Regions from separate parts of the Homo sapiens genome. Here region 2 is linked to region 1. The links are chromatin loops, found by intact Hi-C in ENCODE. Cell type or tissue: mammary epithelial cell. All regions are shown on one strand. Links, peaks and the distances in the headings refer to the core of each region. The heading gives the core; the rest is flanking DNA. Region 1 overlaps LOC105378415 (a long non-coding RNA gene). Region 2 overlaps LOC101929727 (a long non-coding RNA gene).

Evidence for each region. A loop is a pair of places that touch in the nucleus more often than their neighbours do. Peaks named below come from ENCODE experiments on the same cell type or tissue, not always from the same donor. Only the 100,000 strongest peaks of a DNase experiment are listed, where the experiment ranks them.
Region 2: it touches region 1 in a loop (2.7-fold over the local background); 3 of 110 quality-filtered maps call a loop at or near these places.

The regions. Positions count from the first base shown.
Region 1 is chr10:88,087,627-88,095,964 of GRCh38, forward strand. It overlaps LOC105378415 (a long non-coding RNA gene), which reads right to left. Exons shown (of 6, transcript XR_007062225.1): 2 at 1,964-2,116. Among named protein-coding and RNA genes, the nearest start is that of PTEN, 230 kb to the left of the region's middle. RefSeq lists an enhancer at 4,169-4,218. In mammary epithelial cell, for the core only: a CTCF peak has its summit at 4,213; DNase peaks (open chromatin) are centred at 1,015, 4,205 and 7,905; H3K27ac peaks cover 623 bases.
Region 2 is chr10:88,149,463-88,157,800 of GRCh38, forward strand. The region is part of intron 1 of LOC101929727 (a long non-coding RNA gene); the gene reads left to right. Among named protein-coding and RNA genes, the nearest start is that of PTEN, 290 kb to the left of the region's middle. RefSeq lists an enhancer at 3,182-3,321. In mammary epithelial cell, for the core only: no CTCF peak of the experiment used is centred there; DNase peaks (open chromatin) are centred at 1,109, 3,489 and 7,069; H3K27ac peaks cover 2,879 bases.

The sequences.
Region 1 (8,338 bases), core at 92-8,091:
ATTTTTCAGGACCAGCAGTGTGGAAAACAGACAGTGCAAGCACAAGGATGGAAGCAGGCGGGACAGTCAGGAAGCCATTGCCATCATGCTTGTGAGTGATGGCAGAGCTTAGACAAGGTAAGAGCAGGGGAGATACTGAAGAGTGGCTGAATTCTGCATATATTTTGAGGAACAGCCAACAGGATTTGCTGATGGATTGGATAAAGTAAGTGGATTATTTGAAGTTATTTTTTTCTCCCTACCCAAAAGTTATTGTAGCTATTTTCAGGCATAGATAGAAAACTACCTAGATGGTTTATTAGCCTTGGTTGGATACTTTTTTTTCTTTTTTTGAGACGGAGTCTCACTCTGTTGCCCAGGCTGGAGTGCAATGGTGCAATCTCGGCTCACTGCAACTTCCGCCTCCCAGTTTCAAGTGATTCTCCTGCCTCAGTCTCCCAAGTAGCTGGGATTCCAGGCATGCACCACCACGCCTGGCTAATTTTTGTATTTTTAGTAGAGACAGGCTTTTGCCCTGTTGGCCAGGCTGGCCTCGAACTCCTGGACTCAAGTGATCCGCCCACCTCGGCCTCCCAAATTGCTGGGATCACAGGTGTGGGTCACTGCACCTGGCCGGTTAGACATTTCTTATATTCCTTTAGACAATGTTTTAATGTATATGATATAAGTAAACCAAACCTTCTTATAAAAATCATATACAAAATGAAAACTCCCATTTGCTATCTCATGCTTCTTTTCTAAAAAATAGGTAATCCCTATTATGTTTGATTTTTTTATGTGTGCATTTACGTGTTTGAAAATTTATAGTTTCATTCTTTCATGTTGATGGGATCATATTGTTCACATTAATTTTTGCTTAATATATCTTGAAGACCTTTCCAAACTAGTACATAAAGACCCATTTCATTCTTTTAGATTACTTAGAAAATCCTCTAGAAATGCAGCTGACTCATTTCACTCCTGTCTCCTAATCACTGTCTACATTGGAAATCAAAGACAAGCACCCACATGCCCTAGGCAGAGTCTCTACTTCCAGAAAACATCCACAAGATGACATTTTAGAGTTGAGGGAATGATCCCAGCACGCATAGCCAACCTATTTGAAATGTCTTTCTTGTTCTTGGAAGGGATCACAGGGGCCTTGAGTCATTTTAAACTGCTTCTGCTGCAGAAAACTCTTTGGGCATTTTGTGCCCCTGGTTTCCCAAATCTCACTCCCTGGCATGCTTGGCTTGAGAAAGGTAAAAAGCCCAGGGTGGCAGGCTGGTCTGGCATTAAATGGTAAGTGAATTTGCCAAATCAAAACGGAAGCATCTGGCTCGACAAGGATAAGTAATGCAAATGAATGAAAAGAGCATGTATCTATGCTTTTCCCTTGGTTATTAGATATTGCATTCATTGTTATTTGTTGTAACTGTATGAAATTACAGGAAAATTACAAAATACAGAAAAAAGTTAAATGATAATCACCAGAAAGCCCCTTTCCTGCGCTGCCGCCTGCCTCCCCTGGCACCGCCGCCTGCCGCCCCGGAAGACTATTTGGGTATTTACAAGAGAATTAGAAATTGAGATTGTGGCTTACCTATCCTACATGGTCACCATAGTAAAAGCTTCTAACTCTGCCTGCCTCTTCTGCCTCTGTGTATGAATGTGTCATGAGGCAGGTAGGAGGGAGCACAAACACATCCTATTGGAAAACCAACTCCAGGAGTGCGCTTTCCAACACTGGGGACTCTTCATATGGGACGCAATATTATAATGCTAGAGGAAGTTGTGTTAGTTGACCAGGGTTTCCAGCAGTTGGAACAATGCTCAAAATTCAGCATCTGCCCTTCCCCCTGCTATACTACCCCCTGTCCCCCACCGAGGCAACTAGAACACAATCATGCCTTCTTCTCATGTTTGTTCACCTGTTTTCAATTAATGGCAGGGACCTAGTCCCTTAGCTTAGTTGGATTGGTACCTGCAGGATAGGAGACACAGCCAGGTGGGTGGGAGGAGCTGGGTCACAAGACACATTGGAGCTCAGTTCTTCCCAGCACAGCTGGGCTGGGTGTTTGCCTTGGCACCCAGTGCCACTCCACTCAGCTCTGACATGATGGCTGGAAACACTGGCCTGGAATAAAGTGGGAAGCATTCATGCATATTGTGCCAACAGGGTGCTGCATCAGCTGTTCTAGCTACTGAGTGCTAGTCATCTAGCCTTTTGCCTTTGGTGCAAATAATTAGGCTTATTATGGGTATTGAGTTGTCAAAAAAAGGCTTCTGTTTTATGACCAGCAATATTTATTAAACATAAGAATAGTGCTACAATGTGGGGTCTTAAGAAGTTATTAGACAGAGTCCTTGCCCTCAAGAAAAGACTCATAATCCAGTGGCAGGGAGAGAATGTGAGAGAAATAGAGAAATAGTATTTTCAGGCAGCAAGTGGTGAGTGCTACATGAATAGAACAGAAGTTAAACATTCATGGTGGTCAGCAGAAGAAGACATGACTATGTGCTAAAGTGGACATGAGATCAAAGCTTCATGAAAGAGGGAGAATTTGGTGTGGGACTTAAAGGAAGTCCAGGGTTTAGAGAAGTGGAGATGAGAGTTAGAAAATGTCAGGCAGACAAGACAGTTCAGGTAGAGGCTCTAGAGGTGGAAAGGAGATGTGCAAGAAGTAATACTGGTAAATATTGCAAAGGAAGAATCAAAAAGCACAAAAAAGTAGGAAAAGAGAGGAAAGGCAGGAGACATTTTAAACTTGTAAAGATAGATTATTGGCAAAATGATTGTCATTAGCTGAAGTGGGGATTTCTGGAAGAGTCATTAGTTTTGGGGGAAATGACTTTGGGAGTTGCTAAATTGAAGGATGAGAATGCATGTATGAAGGGAGTCTAGTCCAGGAGGGAAATCAAGACATATTTGGTAGTTCCAGTCTCCTGAAAACTCAGGTACCAAATGTCATGCACAGTGACTGGAGAGACATATTTGGAAGTCAGTTTCAAGGCCCAGTAAAATGATATGACTGGATGAGATCTCCAAAGATGGAGCAGCAGAAAACCACTGTCTGAATCTTGCTTGTGCACACGCGTCAGGGGGTGGAAGGAGGAAGTGGACACAGCAGATGTGGCGTACTGGCTTGCGTGGTCGTAGTAGGGTTAAAAGGTTCCCAACAGAAAAGGGAGGAGAGAGAGCCAAAGTGGAGCACTGTTGCCTTCTGGATTGCCACTGAGAAGCTGAGAAGGAGCACTGAGAATAAGCCACTGAACACCGCAACTAGAAGTCTTTGGTGGCTCTTGAGAAAGCAATTTCAGTAGTGAGCGCATCAGTTTAGCAGGTGTTTGGAGTGAATGGTAATGAAATAAATAGAGGACACATAGACCAGTGGTTTTTTGAACTTGGCTTGAACACTGTAATCACCTGGAGGGTTTTTAAAAATTACAAATTCCTAGACCTCACATCAGACCTTATGAGTCAAATCTTTAGTTGACAGGCCTAGGAAACTGAGTTTTTGCAGATGACTTAGATGAAGCCAGTTTATAGTCAGCATTTGTGAACCCACTGGGAGGTAATAAAAGATGAGAAATAGGAGACACTTGAGGGGACGGTAGGGTTGAGGAAGTTTTCTGGGTAGTATTTTTTTCTTGTTTCTTTTTAGAAAACAGGAGACTCAAGCTCCTTTTCCAGGCAGTGAAGATATGAGTGAGACCAAGTATCCTCATGGAGAAATCAGCTCTAGGAAATAGGAGAGGGACCTCCAAGCCAGGTGGGTGAAATCAGGCCTGGGAAGAGATAGATGGCAAGGTGGTAGGAGGTGGAGATTAAAGTGAGAATTCAAGGAAGTGAAGGCAACTCCTGCAATCTTTCCAAATTAAGCTTTGTGTAGTCTTTGAAGAGTGATTCAATTCACCTAAGAACCTTGCATATTCCTCCTTATGACTTTGTTGAGCATATTACATGGCACTTTCATAATGCCAGCTACCCAGGAAATGCAGGTTATGAAAGCTTAGAATTATGAAATGACACAGGTTGTGTGGTTAAACATGAGCTTATCTTTTGAAAGTTTCTATTTCACAGCTTCTGAGGGGATGCACTGTGCATGACTTTTGGTACCTGAGTTTTCAGGAGACTGGAACTGAAAGGAAGAATTCACCAACTACCTGTTTTAGCCCCAGGCAGCATCATCAGAGTCATGCTTGGAGGTGGAAGGGAACACCCTTGTGGCTGGGCCCACAGAACATGTTGAAAACGAGTTCTCAGTATTGTGGCAGGAAGTATTGGGTCACGAGTCGCAACTCACACCTTTCTATAGCTGGCTGTCTCAGCTCTTTGTGAAATCTGGGTCTGAAATCACCTCCTTCTCCCTTCTTCCCTGTGTCTGCACAGTCCAACTGCCCTTTGTGGATTATCTTTGCATCTCGTGAAGCACATACCTAGCATGTTCTTATGATAGCAGTGTGGTCCAGATAGTGAATAACAACCACTACAGCCTATTGAACTCTTATTCTGTGCATTTTATCTAGCCCTTCTTCTGGAATGTGCCTCTGCAAAACTTCTGTTTTAACATCTGTGACAATTAAGTGATTTTTTTCATATTATAAAAAACAATACAACAAATATTAATAACAGTGCTCATTGTATGCCAGGCACTGTTTTAAGTATTTTATGTATCTTGATGCACTTAAACTTCAGAACCACCCTGTGATGTAGTTATTCTGATCCCCATTTTACAGATGAGGGAATTGGAGCTCAGCGAGCAGACATGTGGCTCCAAAATCATATAGCTAATGAGTGATGGGTCAGTGTACTGATACCGAAGCCAGAGCTGTTAACTCATAAATGATGAAATAGATTGAAATGTAGTTCACTAGAAGGGGAAGACATCTTTAGGAATTTGCTATTGATTCAGGTTGCTCCCTGATTTTTTAGCACAAGCGTGGCAAGGCATTCTTCCAATAACCTCAGCTGAAATGCCTGCTTGGAGGACTCAGGTGCTCCATCTTCATCACGTATGTGCTGCTTGGGTTTAGAAAAGCCAGGTGGATCAGTCCCTGAAGCCTGTAATACTTTCCATCATCTCACAGAACACAAGAGTGAGGCTGACCCTCTGCCTACATCTCAGAAAACCTGAGGGACAGAGAGGTCATTTATTTACTCCTTCAACAAATAGTCCATTTCTTGCACACCTCTCTGTGACTTGTCCTGTGTTTGTGGTGTAGAAACAGAGGCATGGGGTGCAGTCCCAGGAGAGGGTGCTCGCAGGAGCACAGAGAAGACTACTCAGGGTGATCCACCCATGCCAGATGGACATACATAGGAGGGCCCTAACCCAGGTAGTGAGATGAGCATGTGTTAGTTTTGTGAACTGAAGCTTATCCCCGATATAGAGTGAAACCTTAGATTGCAGACTTTCAGGATTCAAGGTAGGAGGATGGTACATTCCCATGACGGTAGGCTACAGGGGTGCTGTGACTGTGATTTCTCTCTTGCCCATGGAGAAAAGTGTGACAAGGGCAACAGCCCTGACAACTGCTTGGTGAGAGGAGAGCATGATTATCTGGCACTGTGCCAGCAGTGCTGTGCGAGCTGGGGACTGAGGATCAGGCTGACCTTGATTGGAGGTCTTCCCCACGATTTGCTAGCCGGGTGACTTTAGGCAAGGTATTTGCCACTCTGAACCTCAGTTTCTTTATTTATAGAGATGGAGACAAGAATACCTACCTTACTGGGTTGTTGGGAGAATTCATGAGCCAATGAACATAAAGTATTCAGCATTCCTTCTAACAAATGCTCAGGAGAGACTGTAGCTAACACTCAGCCAGTGCTTACCAAAGGCCAGGCACTGTCCTGTGCCAGTGGTTCTCAACTAGGGGGTGATTTTGCCCCCAGAGGACATTGGGCAATATCTGGAGACATTTTTGATTCTCATGATTGGGAGGGAGGGTGCTGCAGATTTCTAGTGGGTAGAGGCCGGGGATGCCGCTAAACATCCTGCAATGCTCAGGACAGCTCTCCACAACAAACACTCACACCATGCAAATGTCCATAGTGCCCAACTTGGAAACTGTTCTTCGTATGTGTTAACACAAAAAATCCTCATAGGAACGCATGTGGGAGTACCATCTTTATTTTCCTGGTTTAGATCAGGAAATATTAGACAGTCCATTAAATGACTTGGAAATTAAATAGCATACTCAAGCACAAGCAGCTAGAGTAAGAGCCAGGATTTGAACCCTAGCAATCTTGCTCCAGAGTTCTTATGTTTAACCAGTTACCCTAGGTGAACTCTTGTAGGAGTGAGTCAAAAGGCAGTGTGTATGGGATATCGAGAGGCTTCCCTTTCTCCATGCCAGCCATTCTTAAACTCCTGTGAGCATCAGATGACTTGAAGAGCAGGCTAGAAATACAGATCCCAGGGCTCCACACCCAAGTGATTCTGATGCAGCTGCATTTGGGACTCTTACACTAGCCCTCAGGAAAGTTTCCACACATAATAGCAGCATGATACCAGACTTAGAGTCTTGGAGGTTGTTTTCTGAATCTCAATTTTTCAAAAAATACTATATGTAGAGCTTAACATAGTTTTAGAATGCTGTCTAAGAAAAACAAGTATAAGACAAATGCTTTTGAGGCTGGGGAATCACAATGTCTCCTTCAAGAGGACCCTCCAGTTATCTTGGTTTGCTCCTAGACCCTTTTTTTCATATGAGGACGGGACAGTTGCACGTGGCTGCTTTCCCATCACCTCAAGTGCTCAAAGCTGGACTTGTTATACCTTCTTTTCCTCACTCTCACACTTGCTCTTGATAATATTGTCCTCACTGCTGTCTCAGTTAGCCAATTACACAGGCCCTGAGCCCAAAGCACCTTGGAATTTGCCTTCCTTCCACTATGCAGCCAATCTTTAACGTCTTAAAATTCTTCTTTCAACACATTTCTCACGTTGATCATGAACTTCCTGGTTTTGTTCTTTATCACCCAGGCTTAGACTATTGTAGTAACCTCCTACCTGGGCTGCCATCCTCAACTCTTTCCTCCAATACGTCCAGCCAGGCAAATCATCTGAAAATTCAATTTTATTTTGTTTATGCATTCACTGATGTAGTCACAGGTATTTATTGAGCACTCCTCTGTGCTAGGCTCTGTCCTGTGCACACAAAGATGAATTTGACCCTATCAAGTCCCTGTCTTACTCGGAGTCTCCAGCTCCTTATACCATCACAACTGCCCTCCTACCCCACCCCACATTTCTCTGCACAGCTTCTCAGCTCTACTCATTACCCACTGGCTTGTCTTTGCTCATTACTACCTCTACAGCTTTGTCATGTTCTTCTCTACCCAAGGCATGCTTTCTCTCTTATCCATATGTCTAACTTCTATTCATCCTTCAAAACCCAGATCAAATCATGTTTCCTCAATAAATTCTTTCCTGAACATTCTTTCCCAGGACAATTTCTTCTGTCCCATGGTCTTATAGTATCTAATGTCACTATTATTTTTGGAACTGCTACTTATGCACACATGGATTCATTTTTTTGCATGTCTGGTAGGAGAAAAGGGGTTGCTGTTTGGAGCAGTTTATGGTAAAGGATTTAGCCACTCTGGGCAGCATGGTAGATGTAGACACAAAATAGGCGTCATTCTGCCAATTGTAGTTTTAAATTCCTGTGGATGGACCTCAGAGGCCAGATCTGTAGGCTACGTGTCTGGCTTACCCACTTGGACCAAGTGCTGCTACTCAGAATGGCCCAAACCCACAGAGGCCTTAGTTAGTATCTGTGTCTGGCAATAATTCCAAGAATTTCTGAATTTGCCTGTCAGTGAGTCTTCCCAGAGTTCTGTTAGCTAAACAGAAAGAGGAATGCTTTAGCAATAGCTCATATTTATGGAGTGTTTACGATGCATTGGACACTGTGTTAAGTACTTTACATGCATCAGCTTGTTCAACCCTCACAGTAACCACATAAAGTAGAGATTATTCATTTCATTTTGGATGTGAAGAAATGGAGGCTAAGAGTTAAGTCACTTGCCTAAGTTCACACGGCTGGTAGCAGGTGCAGTCACGGGAACCCAGGCCTTTCTCTTCCTACTGTTATCTTTTAACCCTTCTATGCATTCAAGGGTCAGCTACAAAAATATCAGGGACACCCAAGGCTTTCTGATTTTTAAATGAACCCTGGAACTTGTGGTATCCGTCATCTGAAAAGCTTTGTATTGAAATAAGGCTTATTTTAGAGACGACATGGTTCTAGCCGAAAAGATGTTAAGTCATATTCAGAAAAAAAAAAGATTTAAAATAACAGCTGCTTTGTCATAACCCCCTTCTATCCTCAAAGCCCGGCTCTGGGCAAC
Region 2 (8,338 bases), core at 208-8,207, 62 kb after region 1:
TTTTGTGATAGTGTAGAAACAGTGGGGCAAGAACTTAGGCATAATGTGTCCTATATTCCTCCCTAGCAGGTGACATTTTTATTTGTAGAAAGAAGTTAAGGAATAGCAATATTGAGTTCCAGTGGGAGCCTTTCTGCAAGGCAGAGGAGGGCCTAAAGCTAATCTCAGTGGACTTTGTGAAGGATACTAGCCCTCCGACTTTTGATTTGTCTTTCTGTTTTAGAGAAATGAATGAGTTATGAATCTTACTCCCCAAGTAGCTGCACAGAGTTCAAACCTAGACTTTTGTGCAGCAGGAAGGCAAGCACCGGACCTATGTCCAACCAATCACAAGCTCCCAGGGAGCCATCCCTTTGGAAGAGAGGGAGCGTGGGAACAAACAGGCCTGATGTCTGTCTTTTATTTTTACTATAATGGAGTCTGGTGTTCTGTGGAAGCAGCAGCAGAAGTGGCATAGAGCTGATGGAAGGAGGGGTGGCAGGCCCTGCTATAGAGATTTAAGGCAGACCTTGCCATTGACTGCTTGGCAGTGGTGAGGATTTTCTTATCCTGGTCTTGGACACTGCTACTGGAAGCCTAACGTTGATCTATGAATCACCTAAAATCTGTGAGCTATCTATACCTCTTGATTAAAATAGCCAGAGGTTTCTGTTTCTTGCAAATAAAACCCATGCCTGATTCAGTAGTCATGCAGTTCAGTCAATAGGAAGTCTCATCCACCTCCAGAGACTCTGGCCTCCAAGTGTGCACTGATCAGGGCATTGGATCAGTCTTCTCCACTGTCCTGGGCACCATAATAAGAAAATCCAAGTTCTCTATTCCCCAGAGTGCTCCTGGCATCCCTGGTGTACTGGCTTCTGAGAGCCAATAGTTAAATTTTTAGGAATTTTATGAGTCCATTGATATTTCTGGTACAGCAGTTCCCTCATCTCCATGATTTCACTTTCCTTGGTTTCAGTTACCTGGGGTTCAAAAATACAAAATGAAAAATTCTAGAAATAAACAATTCATAAGTTTAAAATTGCCTGCTGTTCCACGTAGCATGATGAAATCTGTGCCAGCCTTCTCCACCCAGACTTTGATGTGAGTCATCCCTTTGTCCAGTGTATCTGCATTGTAGATGCTCCTTGTCCATTAGTCACTTAGTGGCCTTTGCGGTTATCAAATCAAAAAGACACAGTAGAATCATGGGCCACATAACGAAGTTTCAGTCAACAATGGAACACATATAGGACAGTGGTCCCATAAGGTTATAATACTGTATTTTTACTGTATCTTTTCTATGTTTAGATACACAAACACTGTATCTTTTCTATGTTTAGATACACAAACACTTACCATTGTGTTACAGTTGCCTGCAGTATTCAGTACAGTAAAATACTATACAGATTTGTAGCCTAGGAACAATATTCTGTACCATAGAGCCCAGGTGTGTAGTAGGCTCTGCCATCTAGGTTTGTGTAAGTACACTCTATGATGTTTGCACAATGACAAAATCACCAAAAATTTATTTCTCGGAACTTATCCCTGTCCAGAAGCAACATATGACCGTATACATAGGGTTTGGTACTATCTGCAGATTCAGACATCCACTAGAGGTCTTGGATTGTATCCCCTTTGGATAAGGGGGGACTAATGAAGCTTAAAATCAGCTATGGTTGGAGTATTCACATCCTAGAAATGGGCAAATTCTACACATCAGGCCTCCCACACCTCCCAGTCCATTGTTAATTTACCAGCACATTACTGTCCTGATATCTTATAATTTTGAGCTTTTTGCTACAGACTTTTAATGAAATGTTCTGCTAAGCCTCATTCAATATTGATAACATTTGCTAAGATTTTTACTATGAATTAATCTCAAATAAAAAAATATAATTTGTAAGAACCTTGCTAGTGTTATTTGCTAATCCCTTCAACTGTTGAGACCCCTTCAACTGTTCTCCTATCTGATCCAGAAGAAATGTCACTTTCTCTGGGCCTTAACTGACCCCTCCATCCAGAATCAATTACTCCATCTTCTGAGCCATCCCCAGTACTAGGTGCATCAATGCACTTGCCTCATTATTGTTCTTAGAAAAACATTTACAGAATGCTTATACACATTAGGCTCTATTCTAGTGCTTTAGATATAGTAAGCAATTACTGAAACCTCATAACCATCCAATGAGGTAGGTACATTTGTATGTTGCTGAATTGGGCCATAGTTCCTCAGTTTCTATTTAGAAAATAAGGTCTCAGTTTCAGCTGATTTTAGTGCTAAAGTTTTAGAGCTGGGGCTGTGATTTAGGGAGGAGTGGGGACAACAAAGAACAGAGAGGGAAAGCCATTTGATAACAAAGAGATCCTCACTTCAAGGATAACCAGTTCCTCTCTACTACAGGAGATATCTTCTGGAACATTAAGGTGTGAAGAGGGGAGACTAAGATAAGACTTAAAAAGAGTAGGCTGCACTCATTAGGAATACTGTATTTGCTGGGCTGTATCAGCAGCAGAGGCTTCTGAAGAAATGGGCTCTCTCAGTTCGGGCCTTTGAACCCTACTCATCATCCATAATCCTACTCAAATGTCACTGTCTCTGGGAAGCCTTCTCTTTCTCCCTAGGCCTCACCTACTTAGCAGATTATCAAGGGCATTGTAGAATCCATCAAAGCATCTGAGGCTATTGTTGATACAGCCAGAACTCAGTCATCACTTGCTGAACACTTGAGTTTAGGCCAAGAATGAGAGAGATCTTGGAGAATCTTCCTGGGGTGGTTCTTCAAAGAAACTGCAATCTTTGCCTGCATAATCACCTCACTTCTCCACCTGGTTATGGCCATGGGAACATGACCACCATGTGCTACTAGAAAAACTTGCATCCATCTCCTATCACATCTTTTTTTCCGCAGAAGATTACTGAGATTGTGAAGTATGAAATCATGCTTCACCCACCACCACTCCAGTGATGGATGTGCCAGCGTATGTGTGTGTGTGTGTGTGTGTGTACTGCTGAACTGTCCTAGTGAAGTCCCATCTCACCAGACACCTCTCTGTGTATCATGTGACAGTTTCTTCGTTTAGAATACGGGGCCAGAGCAATGTTTGCCATCCAGGAAGCTGTGGAGAAGAGCCACAACGTGCCAAACCCAAGTGAGCATGCTAAGGAACAAGCAGTGATAACGTTATCCCAGGAGCAAAGTTCTGGTCAATTTAGTCTATAATTAGGTCAAGTTCTCTCCCACTTCCACCTCTGGTGTGTCTCTAGGAAATAATTTGCCTACCATGGTTATGTTGGGGCAGTCTCTGTTCTTCTGGACAGCCTTGGGGTGTAGCCTATGAAATAGGCCAGGATGAGCAGTCTGTATGAGCTCTTGGCTCATTGTTTAGGCTCAGTAATAGCAACCACATGGCACTGCAGAGGCCTTGCCATGCCTGGAGGGCTTGGGCCCTGCTCTTATCCAACAAGATCTGACTACAGCCAGACTGAAAGTGACATGGCCTGCTTAGTAACCTTCAATATCCTCTTACGGGATTCTCTGACTCAGAACTCACAGACAGGATGTGATCTCAGCTCCTCACATACCTTCCAGGCACATGGGCATGGTTGCATGTTTCCTCCAGTTTTAATTGGGGTGAGAAAAAATACTAAACATGTGTGTGTAGGAGACCAAGAGGAATTTCTTAGGGAGGATCTTGAAGATCCTTGGGGAGCTCCAGAGGACAGAGCTTTTGCTTCCTGACTTTTTGCTCTATTGTCTAGATCCCAGTAATTTATCCAGAGGTAACTATGGGCTTCTGGCTGGTCTCCCTGCCTTGAGTCTCTTAACCCCTCATTATCTGCCCAGAAATGTTAGAGACACCACCCTCAAGCACTGTTTCTTTCTGTCAAACCAAGTCTTCCCTCCCACATCCATTCTGGTCAGCAAAGTTATCTATTAACTTACCTGTATTCCATCTTCCCTACCTCTTACCATTCCTTCCTTTTGCTTCTCTATGGCCCGTTGGTCAGTCCCCTTGTAGTTCACCTCCTATAGCTCACCAGTTCTTCCAACTCAAAGTGGAATTTAATCCTTACTGGGAAGGCTTGCTTGTTCCACAGAGACCTTCCTAAAAATACTACCATCAGCACCAGCATCACTACCATCATCGATTTAGCACATCCTTCATGCCGGGCATTGTGTGAAGGACCTTACATGAATTATTCCATTTAATCCTCGTAGTAATCTTATAAAATAGTTACTATTATTATTTCCACTTTATGAAGGAGAAAACAGAGGATCAAAGAGATTAAGCCAGTGGTCAAAGACCTCAAGCGTATTAATTTCTAGCTCAAAGGTTTGAGTTTAGAATTGTGTGACATCAAAATGGACTCTTAACTGTGATGATATAAAGTTTCCCTATCCAAACCCATGTGCTTATTTTCTTTCCTTGAATTCCTTCAGTGTATATGTTTAGGATGCCATCTTTGGGCATTTGAATTGTTGGAGACTGGGAGGAATTTTTTAAGATTAGATGGTCTAACACTTTTTTTTAGTAGTTGATAAAACTAGCCTAGGCAACATACCAAGACCCTGTCTCTACAAAAAATAGAAAAATTAGCCAGGCATGGTGACACACACCTGTCCTTCCAGCTACTTGGGAGGCTGAGGCAGGAAGATTGCTTGAGCCTGGGAGGTTGAGACTGCAGTGAGCCATAATCGCGACATTGCACTCCAGCATGGGCAACAGAGCGAGATGCTGTCTCAAACAAACAAAAACAAACAACAAAAAAGACAAAGAAGAAACTGAAAATTAGAAGGACAAAGAGACGTATCTAGGATCCTGAAGTGGATTAATGGATTCTTGACTCAGGCACAATGCAGTGCTTGTTGTAGTATAGGATATATCATCCCTTTTGGGACTTGAAAATTTACTCTTCACATATTTTTAAATTCTATATCTTGCCCTCTCAATTACAGTATTAGTTATTTAAGGATAGAGAGTATGTTTTCTACTTAAAAATGTTTCCAATATTATGTAAAAAGTAGAAACTAAGTGTTAAAGGCAAGCAAGCAAGCTAGTTGGCAGAGAGGGAGTGCAAATGTTTACATGGTGGAGATGCTGGTAGTCCCTGGCACATAGTAATCTTTCAGTAAGTACTTTTCAAGTGAACGAATGGATGAATGAAATGGTGTTAGGAAGACTAGAGTTGAATTTGAACTGGGGGGCGGGTATTTCCAAGAATACAGATGAAGTTTTGCAACAAAGGAAGTAGATCCAGCTTTGGATGCTGCTGACAAACTAGTCTTTAAAGAAAATTACAGCACGTGTGTATAAAGAGGTGAGTCACTGGAGAAGAGTTATTGAACCTGACAGACATTGTGAAGAGAACAGCAATGGTCTCTGACTGTTCAGCAAGAACGCTGAACATCTGCTCAGCATCATCAAGACCGTCTTCTGCCTACTAACTGGTGGGATGTGCCTCTGTGCCAAACGATGGCCTCTCATGTTGGGCATCATTCATCTAAGGGCTCTGAAAGCTGTGATTATTGCAGTGGGTGAAGAGACAGGTGTTTCAGGCATGCTAGTGTAAAATATTATCTAGATCAGTGCTTTTCAAGCTTTAATGAGCATATGAATCATTTGGGCATCTTGTTAAAAGGCTGCTTCTACTGTAATAGGTCTTGGGTGGAGCCTAAGATTTTCTATTTCTCACACACTACAAGGTGTGATGAGAATGATGCTGATGCTGCTGTTCTGAGCAACCATACTTTGAGTAATAAGGTTCTAGCTGATCTATGGAAAAGTACTAGGGAATGTGACAATTAGAAGTAGTTCTATGTTGTCCTTTCAGCTTTGTCCTCTGATCAGGAATCTCCACTCTGTGGGCCAACTCTCCAACAACAGGCTGGCAATCCAATTGGTTGGTTATGCTGCTTCTATAGGGACTGATTGGATTTGGGGGTCATGAAGTTATTAAGGGAAAAAAATCAAGGAAGCATTAAAACTCATACTTCCTAGAGTGTTACACCTAAAGATCTGCACAAGGACTCATTTGCTTATGAATCACTTAGAAATTCATGTTTACTCCTAGGGCCCAGCACAGAGTAGGCCATCCAAAAATGCCAAATGAATGAAGAAAGGATAAAGAAGGAGGCTTCAATCAAAGCAGCTAGAGTCATACCACATCTCACTATTAATTTCACTTACAAGATGAAGAACTAAGCCAAAAAATCACCTATGTAAACAAAAATAGATGTCTCAAAGGCCATACATTAACTCTTAGGCATATTACTTCTGGAGAAGTTCTAAGTCAACTCAGAGCCTATTTGGGCTTTTATATTTTTAAATAAAAGAGTGAAATAGTTTATTATCATATAAACAGAGTGATGTGATTTCTCACCTTTTGTAAGATTTTATAGTTTGCAATGCACTTTAAAATAGCTTTATTGAGATATAATTCATATATCATAAAATTCACCCTTTTAAAGTGTTATTTGTACCTATTTTACAACCTATTTTATAAAGCTTGGCTGTCTATAGTAGAAGGGAAGAGGCAAGTTAGAGGGGTTTGGAGAGAACAAGAGATAGATATAGGCAGGCAAGGGCAAAAGAATAAAAGACAAGACAAAAAATATTAAATGAAGCACAGAGAAGTACTAAGAAAGCTCAGGCAGTAATCTGGAAATATTTAGTTTAGTGGAAACCTCTTTCCAACATGCTTCAAAATATCCCAAGAAGATGAGTGTATACAACCCAGTATAATAATGGATGTTCATGATGGTGCCCTTCTAGCTAATTCTAGTTGTTACATTCCCTAGTACTTTTCCATAGATCATCTAGAACCTTGTTACTCAAAATATGGTTGCTCAGAACAGCAGCATCAGCATCATTCATGATGGTCAGTTGTCAAGGAAAGGATAAGTTATACTCCACCTACTCGGCTTAAAAAGCCAAGGAAGTCTGTGACCCATTAAGACATTTTCATTACAAAGGTAATGGTGATATTTTGTCAAGTGTTGGGTGCTTTAAAAAGTAAGTCCTCAACTCTCTCCACAATGAGTCAGTTCATGGGGATTCCAGAAAGTTGATGTTTTATGGTATGGGCTGAGATATGTGACCAGAGGTCAGCCACATGCACACAGCTCTGCTGACTCAAGGGTGGAGGTCCTCACCAAGCACTGCCATGTGCATGAGTGAGGGCATCTGGGCTTTCAAGGCACATCTTTCTCCCAGGGACAACACCCTTCCTTCTTTTTTTGGACCCTGCTGTCTCCTGAGATCCTCCTGAGCATAATTTAACCCTTGCTGGGTGAGAATCAGAATGGTCCAGCAAGCGCTGGATTTTCTGTCAGAGTTTCCTTCGGTTTAAAAATCTGAAACTTGTTTGTCCCTCTGACTCTTCCCAGCTGCAACGAGGTACAAACACAAGGAGATGCAACTCAGAATGCCACTGTGCAGAGCTCTCTTAGTTTTGATTACACAACACATTTTCTAGTTTCTCTGAGGGTCTATGCCCTGGCCATATTAGGCAAGTCACTTTCTGAGCTTTAGTTTTCTAAGTTTCCTCATCTGTGACATGGAGTTGCAGCATCTGCTCTGGGCACCTCACAGGGTTAGTGTGAGGTCTATTAAAATTTTTAAAAGATAAATAAAATGTAGAGAGTGCTTACTATTTCTTCAGGCACCATGTGAAAGGCTTTGCATCTATTTCATTATAATACTTGGAAGTCAGTATTTTTATTATCCTCATTTCACAGATGAGAAAACTTCAGCTCATAGAGGTGACTGGTCCAGGATCACCATGGCTAAGAATTGGTAAAGACTGAGTTTAAATACAAGCCCTTCCATTTTAGAAATTAAATGAGATAATGCTTATAAAAGTGCATTGTAAAGGTCTATATCTATAAAGGCCTATAGAAATATATGAGATTAATACTGTTTCTAGAATTATTTTACAGAACTAAATTAGAGTCCACCTTCTACCTTCATCTTCCTAGCTTAGCCTTCCTGGTCAGCCCCCTTTCCAGGCCACAGTGAACTTCATGACCTCCGAGTCTCTTGTGCTGCTTTTCCTGACAATGCTGGGCCATAGGCATCTCTGGCTACAGGATCTTAGAGATCATGTTGGACTTGAATCTTTGACATTACTGATATTGATATATCACTGGTCTTGGCCTGACCCCACACTGGGGAGAAATGCTTCTTCCTAAAACTTTGGTAAGGAAGCATCCCAAATGTTTGCTTTTTCATTTCCTATCACGGGAAAATGCAGCCTCATTGTTTCTAGGATCAAAATAACTGGATTATACCTCCCAAAGATTCCCAAAGGCTGCTATTTCTTTTTTGAGTAAGAACTTCCACTCGCAATGACCAT